Regions from separate parts of the Homo sapiens genome. Here region 1 is linked to region 2. Evidence: chromatin loops called from intact Hi-C (ENCODE). Cell type or tissue: chondrocyte. All regions are shown on one strand.

What was found. Peaks named below come from ENCODE experiments on the same cell type or tissue, not always from the same donor. Only the 100,000 strongest peaks of a DNase experiment are listed, where the experiment ranks them.
Region 1: it touches region 2 in a loop (4-fold over the local background); 4 of 110 quality-filtered maps call a loop at or near these places.

What each region holds. Positions count from the first base shown.
Region 1 is chr12:74,685,688-74,693,687 of GRCh38, forward strand. No RefSeq gene overlaps it. Among named protein-coding and RNA genes, the nearest start is that of ATXN7L3B, 150 kb to the left of the region's middle. In chondrocyte, a CTCF peak has its summit at 3,583 (motif pointing right); no DNase peak of the experiment used is centred here.
Region 2 is chr12:76,033,833-76,041,832 of GRCh38, forward strand. It overlaps NAP1L1 (nucleosome assembly protein 1 like 1), which reads right to left. Exons shown (of 15, transcript NM_004537.7): 15 at 2,753-8,000. PHLDA1-DT (PHLDA1 divergent transcript) reads left to right here. Exons shown (of 2, transcript NR_185978.1): 2 at 1-557. Among named protein-coding and RNA genes, the nearest start is that of PHLDA1-DT, 6.0 kb to the left of the region's middle. In chondrocyte, CTCF peaks have their summits at 3,462 (motif pointing left) and 3,693; no DNase peak of the experiment used is centred here.

The DNA.
Region 1 (8,000 bases), 1.3 Mb before region 2:
ACAAGGGAACTTGGACAAGCTAAACCTTTGAAGAAATTCTTACTGTGTTTAACACACATGAGGTGTGTGACTTCAGTCCTGAACCCCACAAGCCTGTACAGTAGAGTGGTGGGCAACGCTGCTGTCCTGCTCCTCTTCAAATATTCCTTTTAACTTATCTTTTCTTTCAACTCCTGTATTATATAGAGTCAGTTGGAAGAGGTTCATTTTAAAATCTTGCCATAAATTGATTTAAAATTCCAGAACAAAATGAGCCAAAATCAGACCTTACCAAATCAAACACTCCCTTCAAGAGTTCCTAAACTTTAAGTGGAATTTTAATCTAAAGTTACTGTAGGATTTTCCTTGGAAACCATTGAGGTGGACTGTATGAGTTTTCTTTGTGGGTTGTCCTGAAAGGTGAACACTATCCTTTCCCACCTCCCAGGACATGTTTTGTAGGTGAATCTCCACACAGTGGTGGAGAATAGAACATAGACTCGACCAGTTAGCTAACCAAATAAAGTCCATAACTAGATGTATGTTAAAAGATCAGCATACATTTCCTTTTTCTCATCAAACTATCAAACTGTCCTCAGTTTGCTTTTACCTGAACTGGAGCCCATTTGTCATTCTCTTTTCCTTTAAAGCCCTTTTCAATATGAAGTTCTATGATTCCCAGTGCTCAAACACAAACACAGAGCACTATATTAGTGTTTGGTATACAGCAGTGACAAAATAGATGGTCTCTGCCCTCCTGGAGCTTATAGGCAAGAGAGTGAGTGACAGTAAACATTTGAAGTCACAAATTAGAAAGAGTTCTTGCACATTACAGAGTGTGGAAAGGTGTCTCTGAGGTATCCAGCATTTTTCTGTGATAGAAAGCTATCATTTGATTTCCTACCACAACAAAGAAACAACAAATAGCACAAGCCAAATCAAAAGGCCTTTCTTTTTACTTCTCTCATCCCTTCTTCTAACACTGTCCTGTAGAAGTCAACAGTAGAACAGCTGATGGGAAAGGAAATCAAATAATGAGAGCAAATGAGAAAAAAAAATTTCCAGGGCCTGCCTTTTGCTCTCCCTGTTGAGTCCAGGGCCACAAGTAAAGGCTGAGTTGTCATTCTCTTTTCCTTTAAAGCCCTTTTCAATATGAAGTTCTATGATTCTATGATTCCCAGTGATTATGGGGAAGAAACACTGAAGTAGGCGAGAGAGTAGGTTTTAACTCAGATTAGTTTATACGTTGTGGTACATTTTTAAACTGGACAATTCTAATTGAATTCTAATGTTAATAGCCCCATATTACCAGAGAATTATGGATTTCCCCAAAATGTTGCTAAGAGGTTGGGCATGGAGATCCGGGAGAGTGAGTGTGTAGGTAGTGGTAGGAGAGGACAAAACAGTAGTATTCTTCTGATTTTGCCTCCCACATTTGGCATATTCAATAAATAACTTACAGCTGTCTTTCTCTGTGACTCCGTTACAAATTTCTTAACAGCACGTAGGAGTTTAATATATAACAGTGCCTAACACAATGCTTAGCATCTCATTCGTTAGTAATTCCAATGCACTGAAAAAGGAAATGAATGTGTTGAATGTATTTTAGAGCTTCAGAATCTCCTCTCTCTCCTGTTTCTCCTCTTTTCTTACAACTGTTTTCCATATGCCACCCTTTAAGGCTACAGATCTCTATCATCACATAATAATCACCTGTAAACCAGAATCAGTATCTAATAGGCCTAGAGTAGTTTCAGATTTGATTGTCTGAAATTGAATCAGAATCTATATCTAATAGGTCTAGAGTAGTTTCAGATTTGATTATTAGAAATTGAAATCCTGTGCATTTATTTTGTGTAATACACCAGTTACAATGCCTTGAGACCCCTGCTACTAGGTTCCTATTAGATTCTTCCTTAAAGTTTCCCTATTGGGGGAACCTACCCCCAGTAGTCACATAGGTTCTTTTCTATTTTTCCCTAAGTGTCAGCTGGTCTGAGAAATAAAGGGACAGAGTATAAAAGAGAGAAATTTTAAAGCTGGGTGTCCGGGGGAGACATCACATGTTGGCAGGTTCCGTGATGCTCCCTAAGCCATAAAACCAGCAAGTTTTTAATTAGCAATTTTCAAAAGGGGAGGGAGTGTACGAATAGTGTGTGGGTCACAGAGATCATATGCTTCACAAGGTAATAAAATATCACAAGGCAAATGGAGGCAGGGCAAGATCACAGGACCACAGGACCGGGGCAAAATTAAAATTGCTAATGAAGTTTCGGGCACACATTGTCATTGATAACATCTTATCAGGAGACAGAGTTTGAGAGCAGACAACCAGTCTGACCAAAATTTATTAGGCGGGAATTTCCTCGTCTTTATAAGCCTGGAAGTGCTACGGGAGACTGGGGCTTATTTCATCCCTACAGCTTCAACCGTAAAAGATGGCTGCCCCCGAAGCGGCCATTTCAGAGGCCTACTCTCAGGGACACATTCTCTTTCTCAGGGATGTTCCTTGCTGAGAAAAAGAATTCAGCGATATTTCTCCCATTTGCTTTTGAAAGAAGAGAAATATGGCTCTGTTCCACCCGGCTCACTAGCAGTCAGAGTTTAAGGTTATCTCTCTTGTTCCCTGAACATCGCTGTTATCCTGTTCTTTTTTCAAGGTTCCCAGATTTCATATTGTTCAAACACACATGCTCTACAAATAATTTGTGCAGTTAATGCAATCATCACAGGGTCCTGAGGTGACATACATCCTCCTCAGCTTATGAAGATGATGGGATTAAGAAATTAAAGTAAAGACAGGCATAGGAAATCACAAGGGTATTGATTGGGGAAGTGATAAGTGTCCATGAAATCTTCACAATTTATGTTCAGAGATTGCAGTAAAGACAGGTGTAAGAAATTATTAAAGTATTAATTTGGGGAACTAATAAATGTCCATTAAATCTTCACAATCCACATCCTTCTACCATGGCTTCAGCCACTCCCTCTGTTCGGGGTCCCTGACTTCCTGCAGCATTTCCCCATCAATTTTTGAGTTCTCCTGGGTACTGCACCAAATTGACTTTAAGAACAAATCCTTTTTTATTCTCCACTCTCCTTGCTGCTTCCTTCTCTGCCTGTGACCCTCGCAAGGCCACCTCTCTGCTTCATTTTAATGTTCTTAACTCTTATTCTCACTTCCACAGTAGGCAGAAAGAAGCTGTTTTCCTTAAAATATAATCTATCTAAACTGAGATAAAGTATAAATGATGAAGAGTATTTATTTTAACTAATAAAAGAAAAATCTAAAATCCATTAAAAAAAAGGTGTGGATATTCTACTCAAGGACTTCATTATATTTTGTATGTAAACTGATACACTTTTCAGAAGATAAAGAAAATAAAGATTTTCATTAGTATTATTTTAGTATTACTTTATATTTTTGCTCTAACATTAATTTGTGTGAGCCTTGTGATGCAAATCTATGTTCACCTGTTTAATAGTTTTGTTAGCCTTCTTTTTGCACTTACAAAAAGCTTTAATTCACTTGATTTTTTTGGTGGTGGAATTGGCATACTCAAGCAATATCAGCAGCAAATCATCACTAGATGGCAGCATAACTCAATTCTTAAATACATTTCTACTGGTAATTTTTTTCTTATTAACTGGCATTTGTTTCAAAAACTTAAATGACGAAAACATTATACTGAAATAATATGTTAGTTGGTCTTAAATATTAGTTGCAAATAATCACACACAATCTTGAGAATAGGGCCAATGCATTTGTTTTACTCCAAGTAAAGAAGGCAATAGCTGTTTTAACTCTTGAAGTACATTATGTAATACTGAAGCCTAACAAGATACAGACTGAAATGCATGAATTTTGGAATCTGATACAACTGAATTTAAAACTGGCTCTGCTCTTTCCCTGTCGTAAAAATTATAAAATTTATTATCGTTGCTATTTTATCTATCCACCTCAGTTCTCAAATAATCTCTTCATAATTAGAACCTTTTGAAGCAGCATTTTCATGGGTGCATTTTAAGATTCTTTAATGTAAAATGTGAATTCTTTATTGATCTGTTCTACAATAATTAAATTTCTATAGTATCTACCATTTGTAGTATAAAAATTGAATTTCAATAATTCTAGCTTCATTATTTTATAAATGCATCATGTGAGTAAATAGTATTCTTCCACTTTATAAATGTACTTTGTTTAATTTGTCTCTCTCTCAATGCTCAGGCTAAAATGACCACACACTAGATGCTAGATAAATGCCTGTTACCCTGATTTGAAAGCGATCACTCACTGTGAAAGTGATTAATTTATTCAAGAATACCACCTCTTTACTGAATGAATAAACAGAGACTCAAGATTTTAATAGACTTTCATAAGGTCATGCAATTTGTTGAGGCAGAGCCAAGATTAGAAACAAATTATCTTCCTAATATACCACATACTGGCTCTTGTTTTGTTCATGATCATCCACCATGACCCCTAGAAACTTTAGACATAATTATTCCCTCCTTCATCCTTGCCCACAAAACTTAATCACAGATTCATGTCAAATCTATCTCCAAAAGCCTCTTGAATCCATCGCATTTTATTCATCCACATTTCCAATCTTTAGTGAGAACCTTTATTAAGTCACCTGTATAATTATGTTAGTATCTGAAATGATCTCCTGTTCCAGCCAGGGATTTCTACCATCTTACTATTTTCCTCCTTGAAATATTCTAGTTCACTTTGATGTAAATGGGAGTGTAAATCAGTGTGCTCTCAAGAGCATATTATTTTTAGTTCTCAAAATTTGTAAGAAGTGACCCACATCCTTACAATAAAGATAATGTGTTAATCTCAATATTTAAATGTCCTGGGGACTAAGTGGACACATCTCTTCATCTCATTAGAGATGTTTTATGTAACTAAAAATTTAAAAAATTGAAAAAGTAAGGAAGAAGAAGGAAAGTCGAGCTGCTTTTGTCTTCCTTTTGGCTTCCTTTTCTGCATCATTGAAACTTTAGGAGAAAGTTAGAAAACTCTTCTTTCACTGCACTGATACCTCTTGCTGAATCTAGTCAGAGATTGTGCCTCCCAGATGACAAGGGAGACAAAAGTGGAGTGATACATTTCATCCCGGGTATTATGCAGGTTCCCAATAAAACAAACAAAAAAAGGAAAACAATAAGTGGTCATCTCATCTAAAGACAGCAAAATCTTTCTAAATGAAAGCTTAGGATAATTGAGCTATAACACATGTCAAAATGAAAATTGCACCAAAGTCAAACAGGCCAGGAAGATTTTATTCAAGATGATTGTAATAGGAGAGAGAGGCCAGAACTCAGTTGGAACTCAACTCCAGTGAAACCCAGGGCTGGAGAGTTTTTAGGAGCTGAGGTTGAGGCTGCTGAGGTTGGGGGAGCTGAGGCGGGCTGCCCTTTGTCGGCTAATTGGCATTACCTCAGGGAAAAGCAAACTCTCTCATATTTTTATGACAGGAGGTACTTTTGCAACTTGGAACAAGGGGCCTTGCCTCCAAAGTTAGGCTCCTGCTTTCCCACAGAAGCTGGGAGACAGAGACACTATCTCTTTTGGTGATTATGGTTCAAAGAGGTGGCTCCCAGGTTCTTAGGAAAAACATTCCTGAATTGTGTAACTGGCAAGAGGCTTTTAAAAATACATTTCCGAGGACCAGAAAAGCAATTTAAAATTAAAAATCTCCTAAAGTAAACGCTCTAAGAAAAGGGAGGACAGAGGCCTAGAGTCAAGGAGCTAAATTAATTAAATTAATGTTTAATCAAGCTGAAGGGAACGGCAAGGTCTTCTTGGTCACAACTGATTATCAATACGCTCTCCAGCAGAAAGTCTTAAAAAGAGATGAAAAGAGCCTACCGTGAGAAAACAAACAAACAAAAACCATAACAAAACACAGTACTGCAATAAAGAACCATCATGCAACCCGAAGGGCAGATAATAGAGTTTAGCTGAATCTCTGCCCTATGTGAATTTTAAGAACAAATACAAAAACAAAAGTACAATATAGGCCTAAGAAAAATTACATCAAGGCAGAAAAGAAAACACCACCATGAAGACTTAGAGAAAATGCAGGCCTTTAGATGATTTAGTAAGAAACTAAAGAAAAATTTTAAAAAGTGCATCATTATGAATTAAGAAGATACAACTCTGATGAAATAGCAATAAGTATTCATAAAAGACTAATAGACAAACATCAATTCAAAATGTGAAAAATAATTGGATGAGAAGGATCTAACGAGCTATAAAATAAGCTAAAATAAAATATAAAGTAAATTATATATAAAGGTATTGATATTCCCTAATATAATACATTTCATGAATAGGATAAACAAAAACACTTAAAATAATAAATAATATTTATTAAGTGCTCTTTAAGTGTTAAAAGTCTTGATTTCTTAAAAAATCAATAAATTAAAGTGTTAGAAATACTGGAATATATATATTTAACATTATTAGAAAAAATAAGCCTAGGTCAATATGCCCTCATCCACTCTCACACATTTCTGTGTTTTTAATTATTTTGAGTTTCTTTTTTTTATTTTTTTGTATGTTTATCTCATTTAATAATGTTAGAGATTTCTCTTCAATTGCCTGATAATACTTGGCTGTTCCTTCATATTTAAGAATAGCACTATTGCAAACTCTGTGTGCATGAGTAGCCTTGTCAGCTAGTGGCCTTTCTTATAGGATCATCTGAATGAACTAGTTCAGGAAGGGTCTCCATCAGTAGGTGCGTTCTTACACTGTTCAGTTTTGCTTGAAATGAATTTTTAGTTCTTCTGACCATCAGGAGTTGGGATGAGGGAAAAAGGAAATGAGTAAAAGTAAATTCTTAATTATTCCTTCAGTTATTTTAGTATTCAGAGCCAGACTTTCATGGTTAAGTATACAGATTAAATTATCCCACTTTCAACAAGATTCTCCCTCTGAGTAGAGAATCTTTCCATTTCAAATTTTCCAGAGAATAGAAAACATCCACACTTCTGCAAGGATAAGCGAGCAGGGGAGCATCAAGGGAGGGAAGAGATAATCTTCGTTTACCCTAATAATTTTATGAACTTGATGAAAGCTCGTCAATAGCTTTCATCAATAGCACAACAAAATAGATGTGTTGGGGATATGGAGTTTAGTTTAAAACTCAAGTATATAAGAAAAAATCCATTTTTATAATTTGACGATCATGTTGAAGCTTTAAAAATTTTAATTTACTATAATATGAAAAACTAAATTCATTTTTAGCATATACATAGACAATTGACTTAAAAAAATTGTAAAGGCTATTATACCTACCACCCAAGTTAAGATATCTCCTTCACTGAAGGAAATGTTATTCTGAATTTTGTGTTTGTCCTTTGATATGGTTTGGCTGTGTCCCCACCCAAATTTCATCTTGAATTGTAGATCCCATAATCCCCATGTGTTGTGGGAAGAACCCAGTGGGAGGTAATTGAATGACGGAAGAAGGGTTTTCCCATGTTGTTCTCATGATAGTGAAAAAGTCTCAGGAGATCTGATGGTTTTATAAAAGGCAGTTACCCTGCGCAGGGTCTCTTGCCTACTGCCATGTAAGACGTACCTTTGCTCTTCCTTTGCCTTCTGCCATGATTTTGAGGTCTCCCCGGCCATGTGGAACTGTGAGTCCATTAAACCACTTTTTCTTTATAAATTACCCAGTCTTGGGTGTGTCTTTATTAGCAGTGTGAGAACAGACTAATACATCCTTTCTCTGTTTTGCTTCATCCTTTTTATATTGTTATTTACACTGTTAGCTTGGCAAGTGTTTAAAAGTTATACAAATAATATATTTCTGCTGAATATTGTGCTTGTGAGATTTATGGATATTGATAAATGCAGCTGTGGCTGATATATTTTCATTATTATAGAACATTTTATTGTATTATATTATGAATGTACCACAAGTGTTTTATCAATTCCCTTGCTGGTATACTTTTAGTTTGTGTCTAGATTTTTCTCACACACAGTATTATTATGCAAGCAT
Region 2 (8,000 bases):
GCTCATATTTGGCAAATATGTCAAAATGGCCATATTTGCCAATTTTTAAGACAATAAATTCACAGAAAATGCATTACAGAAAATAACTTAAAAAAAAAAAAAACAACTTTTGGGCCAGGCATGGTGGTTCACACCTGTAATACCAACACTCTAGGAGGCTGAGGTGAGAGGATCCCTTGAGCCCAGGAGTTTGAAACCAACCTGGGCTACATGGCAAGGCCTCCCTCTACAAATGTAAAAAAAAAATTAGCCAGGTGTGGTGGCATGCGCCATGTAGCCCCAGCTACTTGGGAGGCTGAGGTGGAGGACTGTTTGAGCCCAGAAGTTCAAGGTTGCAGGAGCTAGGATCGCACCACTATACAAGCCTGGGTGGCAGCAAGACCCTGTTTAAAAAAAAAAAAAAATTCAGCTGTATATGCAATGAAAACCTACAAGTCACTGAAAAGTTACTGAAGTTTAGAAAACTAGCCAACAAAATCATTGCTTTGGTAAACAAATTTGAAATGGCTAATTGAAAGTACATTTTACAGCTGGCAATATAAAGTTATCTATCAGCAGCACTGGACAGTTCATTTTCTTCTCTTGGATAAAGTTTATCACTTGGCTTCAAGGACATCACTCAGTTTTCCTTTACATCTCCAGTGTCTCCTCTATGAGGTGCTTTCTCTTCTCTCCAAACTTTTAATGTTGGAATGCCCCAAGTCTTTGTCTTTGGCTCTCTTCTTTATCTACACTCATTCCCTTGTTGATATCCAGTCTCATCACTTTTAATAACATCTATATGCCAGAGTCCCAAATTTATACCCCCAACTTATATCCAACTGCTTACTGCCGAAGAATAAAACACTGAAGTTAAAAAATAATAAACATACCAGGCAAGGGAACACTTACTAGTAAAGCCATTTACTGAGTAGTTCACTAAAGGTTTAAGTCTGAGGGGATTTTAGGTCATAGGAAAAAAAAAAAAAAACTGAAAAAGAACACTCGGATGGTCAGAGGAGTCTGTAATTCATACACAATAGGTTTTAACAAATTCCTACATGGAACTGCTCCAGTTTATAGGTTAGAATTAACTATAGTGAAAAACAGCCTTCAGTTTTTATCAATTCCAGGCCAGTGAGTGCTACTATAAGTTGAAAATTCTCCATTTACACTTCTCTACAGTACGGCTTGTGTAGTCTAAGAAATCAAACATGTGAATGAGCTCCCAAACTATTTTCCTCACTCTAACCTACTCTACCTGCAGCCCCCTTTCTCAGTTGACAGCAATCCTCTGTACAGATGCTCAAACTAAAAACCGTAGATCAGTACTGCCCTTACACCAGGCCAGGAAAGGCCCTTATCCAAGGCCCTGAGCTTTAGGATTGAGTGCTTTAGAGTCAAGATGACATGTCAATCTAGAGAGCATACTCATTCTGCACTACACTCTAGGTACTCAAGACCCCAAATACCCTGCCCAGAATAGCCCCAGCTGTTCCAGGAAATGCATTACATCATCATTGCATGCACTGATGTGTTAGGGGGATAGGGCAGTTCGAATATACTGGTTATGGCATCCAAGTAAATGTGCAGGAGGCCCCTTGCCATACAGTTCAGAGCCGGGGTGGGAAGAAAAGGAAGGTGGCTCATGGGCTGAGGGTCAGCTCTGCCCGCAAGTTATATTCTGGCATAAATACAAACCTGGCTTCCCAGTTCTAATGAAAGTTTGTCAAGACAGGCACATTGGGCATATTTTCATTAAACAGTACTTTTAAATATTTAAACATACGGTATCTCCATTGTACTCTTGCCCCAGGCCTTCAAGTGTGTAGAATCATGCCTGCCTTGTAGTAATTTTTTTCTCTCCCAATATTTAATCTACACATTTAGTCAGGAAATCCTACTGGTTAGGCCTTCAACTACATCTGGATTCTGTCCACTTCCTTCATTACCACCCTGATCCAAATCACCATCATATCCCCCCACTGGATTACTATGATGGCCTCCTAACTTGTCTCCCTGATTCTATCCTTGTTATCTATTTTCAGCATAGCACCCAAAGTTATCTCCATCACTTTCTTCAAGTCTTGGCTCAACAGGCCTATCCTGATCACTCTCAAATGGTAGCCACTCAATTCCCCTTAATTTTTCCCATAGCATATATTATCTTCTAACATGCTACTCAATAATTTATTGTACCTATTGCTTATTTCTGTTCCCCTTCCCACTAGAATAGTATGCAAGCTATTCAAGAGGGCAAGGACCATTGTTTCTGATGTGTCCCAATCACCTAGAAAAAGTCTTGATACCAAGTAGATGCTCAACATAGGTAGAAATCTTGAATTGAATTAGAAGTCCATACCCATCATAAAAAGAATATCAATTTTTTCAAATGCTTTTGACAGATTTTTCATGATGCATCCTACTTTTTAAAACTTGAGATGTAAGGACTTGAAATTTGCCCTACAAACATATCTCTGGTATACTTTTTAAATGGATAACTACATGCTAGGCCTCTCTGAATCTTAAATGCTTTTATAGTCAGACATCTAAAATAAATCCCACAAACCTTTTCCCAAGCAACATGCAATTTAATATCATGAGAGGTGTTTATATAAACTAGTATCCTACTGTTTTCTAGTAAGAGTATTTAGAAGCATGAGAAACACAGTAATGGAACTGAGTTGGTAAGTTTCTTACTTGGCAGTTACATAGTCAAACACTTGACTAAAAGTCCATTAATCAATACTGGCTTAAAGACATGTAACAGAACTTGGAAAGTTATTAAGTGTTTAATTCATAATGATTACAAAATTCTGATCTGTAAACCAATTTGCAATATACAGTAGAAACTCATGACAATGATCATTATTAAAGATTTGGATAGACCAAAGGTCAAACATCTTTCAAGAAAAAGTTAAAGCCCAGTAAATTATGAACATGTCACGTTACCCTCATCAGGGTATAAAAGATAACCAAGGCTGGGCGCGGTGGCTCACGCCTGTAATCCCAACACTTTGGGAGGCTGAGGCAGGCGGATTGCCTGAGGTCAGGAGCTCGACACAAGTCTGGCCAACATGGTGAAACCCCGTCTCTACTAAAAATACAAAAAAAAAAAAAACCCACAGCGCCTGTAATCCCAGCTACTCGGGAGGCTGAGGCAGGAGAATTGCTTGAGCCAGGGAGGTGAAGGTTACAGTGAGCCAAGATCACGCCACTGCACTCCAGCCTGGGCAACAGAGCGAGAATCTGTCTCAAAATAAATAATTAAATAAATAAACAAATAGTCTCACAGAGTGCAGTTTAGACTTCTTAGCCTTATTTCATCTTTGAAGTACTATTCAGAAGAAATATTCTAGATTCTAGTTTCCAAAAGTCCTTGAGTTGAAAACGTTAAGTATTAACACAGAACTATCCAGACTTCTTAGGTGGGTGTCCAGAGCTGCCTTCCTTTTCGCCTTAGTAGTTGATGAACTGATGCCTCCTAGTGACCAATCTGTGTAACAGCTTAAAGCAAGTGCTTTATAATGAGTGCTTAGCGCTTTTTTTTAACTGTAGTACAAACACAATTGTGGATCCAAGCACCGTCCATCAGCTGTCTCCGTCCTTTCTGTTCTGCCAGCAGCCTAATTCAGTTCTCTCATCTAAGTTCTTGGGTGGCCCAATCACCTGATCCATACTCATACACATGGCCTTCAGTTTTACTCTTAAAACATGACAGAAAACTTCTATTCGCCTCCAATTGTATACATTCCAATTCCTTACCCTTGCATGACAAGCCCTCCACAGAATGGGTCCTACTTATTTTGACTCGTTCCACTCAACCTTGAGCGAGTGCCAGTCATACATCTCCTTGTCCTCGCAGCCTCCAATTTACCTTCCCAAATCCTCTGTAAACCTTTCATTCTTCAAAGCCCTATTCAAATCCCAGATTTCCTCTGGCTGAGTTAATTCCTTCCTAATCACTTCAAACTCTGATGAGTAGTTATCCAATTTTCACGTCTACTTCACTAAATATCCAAGATCCTGGATGAGTGTTTTCGCCATTGTACCTAACGGAGAGCTGATTGACAGCACTTAAACTGAGGGGAAATGACTAATGTTTTGTCTGGAAATGTATTGATATTATTCAAAATGGGCAAGCAGGCTATCTTATTGAGTATTAACAAGTAACCAGGAAGTCTGATTATTTGTAAACTTGTTATGGTAATATTAGCTTTGAAGTGACAAACGAAAATATGGAACTGGATGAAATGGAGCAGAGAGGAAGGTAATCCAATGAAGGAGGCTGAGAGAACCAGTATTATGTTGTCACAAAACTGCAATCACTCAAAAGTGTTGATATTCTGGCTCTGGGTCTCTGGGGTGACAAGATACCCCAGTAACTAAGAGTGGAAGCAATCCTCTGTCCCCACTGAAGAGCCCAAGAACACCTACCACCTTTCCTAAGTATGCTTCTACTCTGAAACCCGGTAAATGCAACCCGTTGTTTGCAACTCAAATATGTAACTGACAGTCACTTGGGCAAATACCTCCATTTAAGGAACTAAATTCCAAGGATATTTCCCTCTTTTGCTGTCATTTTTCCATTGCCACAAAACACACAGCCTGAGGACATAGGCTGTTCAATTTGATCACTATTGATCTCTGTAAGAAAAAAAAATCCAGTAATGGGCAAATACCTTTCTTAGGTGATAGAGGACATATAGCAGTGAGTGTAGACAATTCCTCCCAAAAACATGAGAATAAAGAAGGTGGTAGTGGTGTTACTTTAGAAGAACAACTCAGGCTTCAGAGAGGGTAAGTTTCATTACAGACAAGGTAATCTAAGAGTAAAAGGGATAAAAGAATTCTGTGGGGTAGCCAGACTCAGAAAGGTGGAATAACACTTTTACAAGAAGATAAAACCCAGGAAATGTTTATGGCAAGCTTGTATGTTGCCACTAAACCTACCAGAAAAAGAAATCCCATTAGAACCGCCCCCATCACAATAACTACCTAAGTAAATCATTGTTGAGTAACAATGAGCACCCCTTAAACATGTCAGAAACCAGAAAGTTTTTGTTTCTAATGAGATTTCATTTACACTTTTAAGTCATTGTCTCAACCTAATTTGTGCATGCATGGTTCTGAGAAAGGTTATCATGCAAAATGAAATAAAAAGCCTTGGGCAAAGCAGGACTCCAATCATAATTAATCCTTTTGGGCCGTATTTAAAGAAAATTACTTTTCTTAGCCCTGTTCACTTATTTCTAAAATGTAGTTATTTGCTTTATGTTCCAGGATATCCTTGATCAAATAATCCTTTTCTAAATCAACTTATTTCGACATATGTGGCCAATGTGGCTGTCATCCTAACCTCCCTTGGCATTCACACCCAGCTCTATTTTATTTACTATCCTACTTTTAGCACTGTGAGCATAAACCATAGGTTCTTCTTTTTACAGGAGAGGTTGGATGCCAGTAGCCTTTAGCCTCCTTCAGCCCATCCTGTACCTTGAACCTGGACATGATGTATAGAGCCCCAGCAACCACTTGATAATAAACCAACTTGCCAAAGACAAAAAGTAGAATGAAAGTCTGCCTGAGAACCATGAAGCTCCCATATCAGTCCCAGAGTCTGTCTAAGCCTAAGAGAAAAACCTATATAAGCCACATTGTATTGGGGCTGTGTTATACAACATTATAATAAATACAAACTCTTCAGGGCAGGGGAGAGAAAAAGGAAAGATTATCTGAATATTGTTTAAAATGAAATCTAGATTAACTCTGGTCTCTAAAATATTTCATCTCTGAAAGCTCTAGCCTAAAGAACATGCTTATTTAACCACTAGTTGTGTGACAGAAATATCTACAAGGCAGTGCAAAGTGTAGGGCCATCCAAATGCTGGCTCCAACACAACTCAACTGTGTCATTGTTAAAGTTACTTAACTTCCATCCTTATGCATAAAAAGGGAATTAATATTCTCAATCAAGTATGATTAAGGCATTATTTTTATTATCTTAATGTTAAACGAACACTTAGTTCTCCCCAAATTGCTGATTAATACTGTAAACTGAAATCCCACTAGTTTAAAACTATACATGGAATAGCAATGAAGTTTTTCTCGAAACCTCTCAGTCTAGTTACATTATACCCAACTTTTGAAAACACGTGTACTTAAGGGTCACCTTATACATACCACTTGAGGTTCCTTTACTAATCAAGCTTGACATTTTTGTCTGAGGGAGTTCACTACGTTATAGCTTGAATTATAGCTGGAAATCAATTGTCCAGCTATAATTCAAGTAAAAGATTCCAAAATGATGGGGAAAAGCATATGTTTTTCTCCCTGAACAGGCATACAATATGTAATTTAAGCTTTGATGTCTTTGGTCATTTTGGAAAACGACTGCAACAAACTAAGCCCAGTCAGAAAAATTTTGCTTGTTTTAAGCCATTAAGTTTTGGAGGTTGTTTTGTTATGCAGTACTAGGTAACTGCAACTATTGATATGCCTTCCCTTGACTTTAAAAAACAACTAAGTTGACTCTTGAATATCAAATTTGAACTAAGAGGGTCCACTTACAGGTTTACTTCTGTCTCTACTACCCCTGTGACAGCAAGACCCCCCTCCTCCTCAGCTATTCATGAAGGCAGTGAGGATTGAGACTGTTATAATCCAGTTCCACCTGAGAGTAAATATACATACACATACATATACATACACACACACACACACACAGACAGTTTCATTCTGTTGCTCAGGTTGGAGTGCAGTGGCACTATCTCGGCTCACTGCAACCTCCACCTCCCGAGTTCAGTCAATTCTTGTGGGCTCACTGCAACCTCCACCTCCAGAGTTCAATCAATTCTTGTGCCTCAGCCTCCTGAGTAGCTTGGACTACAGGCACACACCACTACCACCTACAGCTAAGTTTTGTATTTTTAGTAGAGGCAGGGTTTCTCCATATTAGCCAGGCTGGTCTCGAACTTGTAACCTCAAGTCACTGGCCCGCCTCAGCCTCCCAAAGTGTTGGGATTACAGGCATGAGCCACCACACCTGGCCATAATATATTTCCGATTGCTTAACATTTTCTCTAGCTTACTTTTTACAGTATATAATACACATAACATACAAAGTGTGTGTTAAATGACTTATTGGTAAAGTTTCCACAGTAGGCTGTCAAGTTTTGGGGGAATCAGCTTATACATAGATTTGACTGAAGGAAGCTGGGGCCCCTAGCCCCTGCATTATGAAAGAGCTAACTGTATACACAATCCAGCTTTGTTTCATTGGTTTTCTCAATCTACAGGAATATGACAACTACAAAAGACCTTAGAGACTGAACTACTGAGAATCAATCATTCGACTTGCTACACAGTCCCACACAGGATTATGGTTGGTACATTGAATGGGTCTAGATAAATCCTAACTGACCTATACATCCAAAACTTTTCTGTACACTTACCAAGTTCCAAGCACAGTGCTGGAAATTAGGAAACTCATTAATAAGCAAGTGTTTCTAGAGTATTTTGAACTGGTTCAAAACCAGTTCAGATTTATAGAACCAAAGAGTAGGTACTGATGAAAAGGAGATCCTATGTTGAACTAGTAAAACACATGCACAAAAGCCCAGTGGCAGAAGTAAAAGAAAAGGCAGCCAAGCAGAGCTGAAATAGTGCAAATGCAGGTTAAATACAGTGGGCTATTCATCTCCAAGTTGCCGTGAAGTGGCTAAGTCCACTCACCAAGCCAAATGAATAGCAAAGACAACAGTTCCAGCCTCCAGTTTTGAAATCCATAGTTAAGTGCGGCAGCTCCCACTTGTAAGCATAGCACCTCAGGAGGTTGAGGTGAGACAACCACTTGAGCCCAGGAGTTAGACACTAGTCCAGGCAACATAGTGAGAATCATCTCAAAGATAATAAAAATAAAACTTTGTTGACTGGCCTAATCCAAGTCTAAAATCACATCTGATCTCAAGACAGACACCCATGTCACATCCACACCAGTGTCAAGGCTCCAGGTAAATGTT